Linked DNA regions of Homo sapiens: region 2 is linked to region 1. A link is an interaction called in ENCODE POLR2A ChIA-PET data of the cell type or tissue named here. Cell type or tissue: K562. All regions are shown on one strand. Region 1 has its middle 23 kb from the start of LINC02422. Region 2 overlaps AMN1 (antagonist of mitotic exit network 1 homolog).

Region 1 (5,000 bases):
AGGTCCCTTGCAATTCCATATGAATTTTAGATCATTTTGTCAATTTCTATAACTAGCTGGAATTCTGATCAAATCTTCAAATCTGTAAATCTATAGATCAATTTGAGGAGTATTGCTTTTGTTTGTTTTGTTTTTGAGACAGGATCTCAGTCTGTCACCCAGGCTGGAATGCAGTGGTGTGATCACAGCTCACACCAGCCTTGGCAGCCTTGACTTCCTGCACTGAAGCGATCCTCCAACCTCAGCCTCTTGAGTAGCTGAGACCATAGGCGTGCACCACCACACTCAACTAATTTTTTTTAAATTTATTTAATTTATGTTTTTTGAGAGGGAGTGTTGCTCTCTTGCCCAGGCTGGAGTGCAGTGGCGTGATCTCAGCTCACTACAACCTCTGCCTCCTGGGTTCAAGTGATTCTTGTGCCTTAGCCTCCTGAGTAGCTGAGACTACATGCATATGCCACCATGCCAGGCTAATTTTTGTATTTTTAGTAGAGATGGGGTTTCACCATGTTGGCCAAGCTGGTCTCGAACTCCTGACCTCAGGTGATCCACTCACCTCGGCCTCCTAAAGTGCTGGGATTACAGGCATGAGCCCCTGTGCCTGGCTGGGCTAATTCTTAAATTTTTTGTAGAGATGGGGTCTTCCTATGTTGCCTCGGCTGGTCTTGAACTCCTGGGCTCAAGTGATCATCCTAGCTCAGCCTCTCAAAGTGCTGGGATTACAGACATGCACCACTGTGCCTGGCCGAGTATTGCTATCTTAACAATATTATCTCCCAATCCATGAACATAGAATGTTTTTCCATTTATTTGGATGTTTTTTAGTTTCTTTCAAGAATGGTTTGCAGTTTGGGGAGTATAATTTTTGCATTTCTTTTGTTAAAGTTATTCCTAAATAATGTATTCTTATTGATACTATTGTAGATGAAACTTTTATTAATTTTATTTTTGAACTGTTCATTGCAAGTGTGTAGAAACACGATTGATTTTTGTGTATTGATCTCATATCTTGCAGCCTTGCTAAAATTATTTATTAGTTCTAATCTCCCCTCTTAAGGCTTAAACTCTAGTTGGAAATCAAGGTTAGGGGAGGGGTACAGCCAAGGACTTACATTTCTTTTTTTTTTTTTTGAGGCAGAGTCTTGCTCTGTCGCACAGGCTGGAGTGCAGTGGCGCGATCTCAGCTCACTGCAACCTCTGCCTCCCGAGTTCAAGCAATCCTTTGCCTCAGCCTCCCGAGTAGCTGGGATTACAGGCGCCCACCACCCCACCCGGCTAATTTTTTGTATTTTTAGAAGAGGCGGGGTTTCACCATCTTGGCCAAGCTGATCTTGAACTCCTGACCTCGTGATCCACCTACCTCGGCCTCCCAAAGTGCTGGGATTACAGGTGTGAGCCACCATGCCCGGCCAGGATTTACACTTCTTATTGTTCACACTTCACTTTTTGTTTTTTCATTTTTACATTTATTTTATTTTATTTCTTTTTTTTTTTTTTTTTTTGAAATGAGGGTCTTGCTATGTTGCTGAGGCCGTTCTCAACCTCCTGGGCTCAAGCAATCCTCCCACCTCAGCCTCCCGAGTAGCTGGGATTACAGGCACATGCCACCATGCCCAGTCACTTTTTGACATATAAAACTATGCACATGTATTGCTTTCATAGAGATAAAAATAATATAAAAAGTATCCTGGCACAGTCCCCAGGACAACTCTTTACAGCTGCCACTCATCAGCTTAGTGTCTTGACAGTTAAGGCCAGGCCAAGGTCCCACTGTGACCTTTTTCCCTCCCTAAAGCTGCTTTGGGACTCTTTACCTTAAAGGGGTTAAAAAGAGGGAGAAATGTTTATAAATTCTAAAAGTAACTTAAGATAATATTTTAAAGTACTTAGCCATTAAAAGTAACTTTTATTTATCAAGATACAATTAGGTATCTGGCAAAGATGGCATGTCAAATCACTGAAGTAAAGAAAGACTTTGAAAAAATGCTAGAACAAATGGGTAGGCACTTGGAAAATATATATAGATGAATACTTCACACCATATGTAAGAATCAACTTCTAATAGATGAGGGATCTATATGTAAAAAAGGAAACCATTCAAGCACCATTAAAAGTAACAGCAGGGCTGGGCACAGTGGCTCATGCCTGTAATCCCAGCACTCTGGGAGACCGAAGTGGTCGGATCACCTGAGGTCAGGAGTTCAAGACTAGCCTAGCCAACATGGTGAAACCCCATCTCTACTAAAAATACAAAAAAAAAAAAAAAAATTAGCTGAGCATGGTGGCACGCACCTGTAATCCCAGCTACTCGGGAGGCTGAGGCAAGAGAATCACTTGAACCTAGGAGGTGGAGGTTGCAGTGAGCCAGTCGTGCCACTGCACTCTAGCCTGGGCAACAGAGCGAGACTCTATCTCAAAAATAAACAAACAAACAAACACATAAATAAATAAAAGTAATGGCAAAACCTCAATCACTTTTGCACCAACATATTAGAAAAACACACGGGTAGATTCCTCTTTAACTTCAGTGTAGGGAATGGCTTTTGAACTGGGGCTCAAAATTCAGACGTAATAAAAGATTGATAAATGTGATGATATGTAAATGCTTAAATTTGCGTGACAAAAGTACCATAAAGAAGGACAAAGGATAACTGACAAAAATAGGAGAAAATATTCACACATATACCATAGACAAGGAGTAAAATCCTTAAAATATAAAAAATGCTTAAAATTTGAGGACAAAGGACCAAAAACTCAACAGAAAAATGGGAAAAGATGTGAACAGACAACAAACAAAAAAAGATAGAAAAATGTCTCTCAAATATATGAAAAAATGTCAGACTCATTCATAATTAGAAAAATGCAGATTAAAACAACACTGAGATACCATTTTTACCTGGAAAAGTTTAGATAGACAAAAATTTAAAAATACAGACTGACAGTATATTCTGTTGGAGAGACTGTAAGGGAAATACACAGTCTCATTCATTACTGGTGGGAATGAAAATTGGTTCAACGCTTCTGGAGAGAAATTTGGTAATATCTGAATAAACGACATATGCACTTATATTTTGACCCAGCAATCTCATTTCTAGAAATTTACCCTGAAGATAAACTTCCAACAATATAAACATATATATGCATAAGTTTATTGCAGGTTTGATTTTTTGTTTTTGAGACGGAGTCTCGCTCTGTCGCCCACGCTGGAGTGCAGTGGCGTGATCTCGGCTCACTGCAAGCTCTGCCTCCTGGGTTCACGCCATTCTCCTGCCTCAGCCTCCCGAGCAGCTGGGTCTACAGGTGCCCGTCACCACGCCCGGCTAATTTTTTGTAATTTTTTGTATTTTTTTGTATTTTTAGTAGAGACGGGGCTTCACCATGTTAGCCAGGATGGTCTCGATCTCCTGACCTCGTGTTCCGCCTGCCTCAGCCTCCCAAAGTGCTGGGATTACAGGCATGAGCCACTGCGCCCGGCCAATTTTTTTTTTTTTTTTTTTTTTTTAAGACAGAGTCTTGCCCTGTCACCCAGCCTGGAGTGCAGTGGCGCGATCTCGGCTCACTGCAACCTCTGCCTCCAGGGTTCAAGTAATTCTCCTGCCTCAGCCTCCCAAGTAGCTGGGATTACAGGCATGTGCCACTACTTCAAGAATTGAAAAAACATACTGGTTTTTATACCTTTTGCATATTTATCTTTTTTTAAATTTTTTTAGACAGGATCTCACTCTCTTGCCCAGGCTGGGGTAGAGTGGCATGATCATGGCTCACTGCATCCTTGACCTTCTGGGCTCAAGGGATCCTCTCACCTCAGCCTCCTGAGTAGCTGGGACTAGGGGCATGCATCACCACACACCCAGCTAATTTTTTATTTTTTGTAGAGACCAGGTCTCGGCATGGTTCCCAGGCAGGTCTTGAACTTCTGCACTCAAGCAATCCTCTCCCACCTTGGCCTCTAAAAGTGTTGGGATTATAGGCATGAGCTACTGCATCTGGCCTGTATTTTTATCTTGAATACAACTACCATATCACTACTTTTATTGATTCAAGTAGTTTTTTTTTTTCTTCAAACCGGAGTCCTTGGGATATACAGGCATAAATCTTTTTTTTTTTTTTTTTTTTTTTTTTTTGAGACGGAGTCTCACTCTGTCACCCACACTGGAGTGCAGTGGCACGATCTCGGCTCACTGCAAGCTCCACCTCCCAGGTTCATGCCATTCTCCTGCCTCAGCCTCCCGAGTTGCTGGTACTACAGGTGCCCACCACCAAGCCCAGCTAATTTTTTGTATTTTTAGTAGAGATGGGGGTTTCACCGTGTTAGCCAGGATGGTCTCGAACTCCTGACCTCATGATCCGTCCGCCTCGGCCTCCCAAAGTGCTGAGATTACAGGCATGAACCACAGTGCCCGGCCGCATAAATCTTATAATCAGCTGAAAGATATCATTTTATCTTTTCTTATCCAATATATATACCAGTTGTTTAACTTTTTTGTATTATGTATTCTATGTATTTATCATAATATTTAAAATAATATAGTTCCACGTTCTAATAGTCCATCATTTAAAACAGGAAAAAGAAGAAAATCATATAAAGGGAAAGATTGATAAATTGTATTATATTAAAATTAAGAACTTCTGGTTTTCAAAAGATACCACAATGAAAATGAAAATATAAGCTACAAACTGGGAGAAGATATTTGGCACATAATTGACAAAGAATTATAACTGAGAAAAACATAACTAACTTCTACAAATAAGTAAGAAATACCAAACAACTCAGCCGGGCACAGTGGCTCACACCTGTAATCCCAGCACTTTGGGAGGCTGAGGTGGGCAGATCATTTGAGGTCAGGAGTGGGAGACCAGCCTGGCCAAGATGGTGAAACCCTGTCTCTACTAAAAAAATACAAAAATTAGCCAGGTGTGGTGGTATGTGCCTGTAATCCCAGCTACTCAGGAGTCTAAGGCACGAGAATCACTGGAGCCCAGGAGGTGGAGGTTGCAGT
Region 2 (5,000 bases), 150 kb after region 1:
GCTGAGGGTGTTGAGGATGATATTTCCCTCTTGCTGTCCACTCCTGTATTGATGCCACCCCAGTATTGATACCTGAGCATCAGATACCCAGCTTCCTCCCCTGGGTACCTCCCATTGAGCATCCAAACCCGGAAGTCCTTCTTTTTCTTCCCCAGTGGAAACCGCTACATTTTACTCCACGGTCCTTGATAATTTCGGCCACCCATATGCCCAGCACCCCATCATCCTCACCAATCAAATCAGACTGTCGCAGGAGCCAGATATATAAGCAGCTGGCTTTGCACTGTTAGGCAAGGCTCTGCATTCACTTTTGTTTTGAGAGACTGCTCACCTGTGGCTCAACCAAATAAATGAGGCTGGTCTCAAACTCCTGGACTCAAGAGATATTCCCACGTTGGCTTCCAAAGTGCTGGGATTATAGATATGAGCCACTACACTTGGCCTACAATTCTGCTACAATTTGACTTCTAAGTCTATACCCAGTTGAATTGAAACTGGGTACTCAAATACTTGTACATGAATGTTCATAGCAGCATTATTCACATTAGCCAAAGGTAGAAAAACCCAGACAGATGTCCATCAATTGATGAATCAATAAACAAAATGTGGTATATTTGTATAGTTGAATGTTATTCAGCTGTAAAAAGGAATGAAATACTGATACATACTACAATGTGGATAAACCTTGAAAACATGATGCTAATTGAAGGCAGCCAGACACAGAGGCCACATATTGTATAAATCCAGATAAATCAATAGTGACAGGAAGCAAATTGGTAGTTCTGAGGTATTACAACCCATAATTGGTATTTGTGAGAAAAAGGAGGAATGGGGATTGACTTTTTTTTTTTTTTTTGAGACAGAGTTTCACTCATGTTGTCCAGGCTGGAGTGCAGTGGCACGATCTCAGCTCACTGAAACCTCTTCCTCCATGGTTCAAGCGATTTTCCTGCCTCAGCCTCCCAAGTAGCTGGGATTACAGGCACCTGCCACCACACCCGGCTAATTTTGTATTTTTGGTAGAGATGGGGTTATACCATGTTGGTCAGGCTGGTCTCGAACTCCTGACCTCAGATGATCCACATGCCTCAGCTTCCCAAAGTACTGGGATTACAGGTGGGAGCCACCACACCCGGCAGGGACTGACTTCTTAATAGAGATAAGTTTTCTTTTGGGCTGGTGAAAATGTTTTAGAACTAGATACAGGTGGTAGTTGCACAACATTGTAAATGTACAAAATGCCACTGAAGTGCACACTGTAAAATGATTAATTTCATATTATCTTTCATCTCAACTTTTTAAAAGAAAAAAGTAAAGCAATGTATGTTGACAATGTCAAATGACAACGGAATGGAAAAATTAAATGTAGTATATTCACACAATGAAATATATATATACACACATACATGTATCATCTATATATTATAACATATATTGAGAACGAAATGAACTGTGGCCGCATGCAACCACTTGAATAAATTGCACAAACAAAAGGTTCCATTGTATAACTATATTGTAATTCATTCTATTTACTGTGGATGGTAATTTGAGTTGTTTTTAGTTCTCTCTGTTACAAACAATGCTGCTGTGAGTTTTGTTGTCTACATCTTCTGACTCAAAAGTGCAAGGTTTTCCAGGGTTGATACCTCCAACTGGAATTGCTAGATCTTAGGATCTATACATCTTTAGCTTTACTAGATAAGGCCAAACAGTTTTCTCAGATGCTTGTACCAAATTACATGCCTACTCTCAATGTTTGAGAGTTCCTGTTGACTACCATCTTGACCAACATTTGATGTTCTCCATACCTTTCTGAAGTCTTTGAAGTCTCTAAAGAGATAGGGAGGCTTGATAAAATGCTACATAAGTTCTTACAATCACTAGATCTACAGTGAGCAATACAAATAACATATTGTATATTCCAGAACAAATATAATTTTATATGTGTATAATTGTATATATTTTTACTTCCCTAACAAAATGTCTAACCTTTTCTCTACATTTTTGAAATTTCTGAAAAATTTGCTTTTCTGATCCTAGTGATGCTTAGGAAAGATTTTATATCATTAAAAAGAAATTGGGAGGTCACTTCCAAGATGGCTAAATGGGAACAGCTCCAGTCTGCAGCTCCCAGCAAGATTGACGCAGAAGATGGGCGATTTCTGCATTTCCAACTGAGGTACCTGGTTCATCTCACTGGGACTGGTTGAACAGTGACTGCAGCCCACGGAGGGCGAGCTGAAGCAGGGCAGGGCGTCGCCTCACCTGGGTGCAAGGGGTCGGGGGATTTCCCTTTCCTAGTCAAGGGAAGCTCTGAGTGACTGTACACTCCTGCCCAAATACTGCGCTTTTCCCACGGTCTTCCCAATCAGCAGACCAGGAGACTGCCTCCTGTGCCTGGCTTGGCAGGTCCCATACCCACGGAGCCTTGCTCGCTGCTAGCGCAGCAGTCTGAGATCGACCTGGGATGTGGGAGCTTGGCGGGGGGAGGGGCGTCTGCCATTGCTGAGGCTTGAGTAGGCGGTTCTATGCTCACAGTGTAAACAAAGTGGCAAGGAAGCTCACACTGGGCGGAGCCCACTACAGCTCAGCAAGGCCTACTGCCTCTCTAGATTCCACCTCTGGGGCAGGGCATATCTGAACAAAAGGCAGCAGACAGGTCTATAGACCCAGGCAAACAGGGTCTGGAGTGGACCTCCAGTAAACTCCAACAGACCTGCAGCTGAGGGGCCTGTCTGTTAGAAGGAAAACTAACAAACAGAAAGGAATAGCATCAACATTAACAAAAAGGACATCCACACCAAAACCCCATCCATAGGTCACCAACATCAAAGACCAAAGGTAGATAAAACCACAAAGATGGGGAGAAACTAGAGCAGAAAGCCTGAAAATTCCAAAAACCAGAATGCCTATTCTCCAGAGGAACACAACTCCTTGCCAGCAAGGGAACAAAACTGGACAGAGAATGAGTTTGACGAGTTGACAGAAGTAGGCTTCAGAAGGTTGGTAATAACAAACTCTCCAAGCTAAAGAAGCATGTTCTAACCCAACACAAGGAAGCTAAGAACCTTGATAAAAGGTTACAGGAACTGCTAACTAGAATAACCAGTTTAGAGAAGAACATAAATGACCTGATGGAGCTGAAAAACACAGCATGAGAACTTCATGAAGCATATACAATATCAATAGCCAAATTGATCAAGCAGAAGAAAGAATAGCAGAGATTGAAGATCAACTTACTGAAATAAGAGGCAAAGACAAGATTAGAGAAAAAGGAATGAAAACGAACAAAGCCTCCAAGAAATATGGGACTATGTGAAAAGACCAAACCTACGATTGATTGGTGTACCTGAAAGTGATTGAGAGAATGGAACCACGTTGGAAAACACACTTCAGGATATTATGCAGGAGAACTTCCCCAACCTAGCAAGACAGGCCAACATTCAAATTCAGGTTGAACAATGAGAACACATGGACACAGGGAGGGGAACATCACACACTGGGGCCTGTCGGGGGGTTGGGGACAAGGGGAGGGAGAGCATTAGGACAAATACCTAGTGCATGCAGGGCTTAAAACCTAGATGACAGGTTGATAGGGGCAGCAAACCACCATGGCACATGTATACCTATGTAACAAACCTGAATGTTCTGCACATGTATCTCAGAACTTAAAGTAAAATTAAAAAAAAAAAGTTAACTATAAATCTTAGTTACCAAGAAATCCCAGTTTCTGATACTGCCTCTTGTGAATTAAATAAGACTGAATTAAATTAGACTGTCTGTAGACAGATTAGAAGGCACCACAGAAGAGTCTTGAATTAAAACAAGTTTAAAGTAGCTTGACACTAGAGAAGAATTTATTTAATCTTTCTTCATAACGAATGTGTTTATCCAGGAATACCATTTGACCCAGCAATCCCATTACTGGGTATATACCCAAAGGAATATAAATGATTCTATTACAATGAATGTTTGCTTATTGCACACATATGTTTATTGCAGCACTATTCACAATAGCAAAGACATGGAACCAACTCAAATGCTCATCAGTGATAGACTGGATAAAGAAAGTGTGGTACATATAAACCATGGAATACTATGCAGCCATAAAAAGAAATGAAATCACGTCCTTTGCAGGGACATGGATAAAGCTGGAAGACATCATCCTCAGCAAACTAACACAGGAACAGAAAACCAAACACCGCATGTCATAAGTGGAGCTGAATGATGAGAACACATGGACACAGGGAGGGGAACAACACACACCGGGGCCTGTGGTTGGGGGGAGCAAGGGAAAGGATAGCATCAGGACAAATAGACAATGCATGTGGGGCTTAATACCTAGGTGTATATCCCGGAACTTAAATAAAAATGTAAAAAAAAAAATCAGTTCCTGGTGGTTTGTAAGTCAAAAAGGAAAGGTGAAACAATAAACTTAGTGAATTCTTGTAGAAGAAAACATAGGAGAATATCTTCATGAACTTAGGACAGGGAAAGTTTATGAACAGGACAAAAAATCACCTGCTGTAATGGAAAACACTGATAAATTGGACTGTATTAGAATGTACTTCTCTTCAGCAAAAGACATGATTAAGAAAGTGGAAAGGCAATCCACGGAATGGGGGAATATATTTGCAACGTATATAACAAACAGAAGGTTCATATCCAGCATATAACAGGAATTCCTATATATCAGTAAGAAACATAATTAACCCAAAATGAAAGAGGGCAAAATACTTGAGTAGATACTCCACAAAAGAGGATATCCAACCAGACAATAAAAAGATGAATGTGTACCCATATTAATCAGAGATTGCAATTTAATGCCACATTGCATTGCTATTATATACCCACTAAAATGACTAAAATTTAAAAGATTAACAATGCCAAGTGTTGGCAAGGATATGGACCACAAGAATGCTCATTCACCAATGGTAGGATTGTGATTGGGTACAACCACTTTGAAAAACTGGCATTAAGCTAAACATATGCCTACCCTA

What was found. ChIA-PET counts read pairs that join two places held together with the same protein. Peaks named below come from ENCODE experiments on the same cell type or tissue, not always from the same donor. Only the 100,000 strongest peaks of a DNase experiment are listed, where the experiment ranks them.
Region 2: POLR2A ChIA-PET joins it to region 1 with 5 read pairs; 6 of 35 experiments call an interaction of 5 or more read pairs at or near these places.

The regions. Positions count from the first base shown.
Region 1 is chr12:31,861,940-31,866,939 of GRCh38, reverse strand. No RefSeq gene overlaps it. Among named protein-coding and RNA genes, the nearest start is that of LINC02422, 23 kb to the left of the region's middle. In K562, no CTCF peak of the experiment used is centred here; no DNase peak of the experiment used is centred here.
Region 2 is chr12:31,716,397-31,721,396 of GRCh38, reverse strand. All of the region lies in intron 1 of AMN1 (antagonist of mitotic exit network 1 homolog), which reads left to right. Among named protein-coding and RNA genes, the nearest start is that of AMN1, 10 kb to the left of the region's middle. RefSeq lists enhancers at 1,815-2,321, 2,322-2,829. In K562, no CTCF peak of the experiment used is centred here; a DNase peak (open chromatin) is centred at 2,411; H3K4me3 peaks cover 1,298 bases.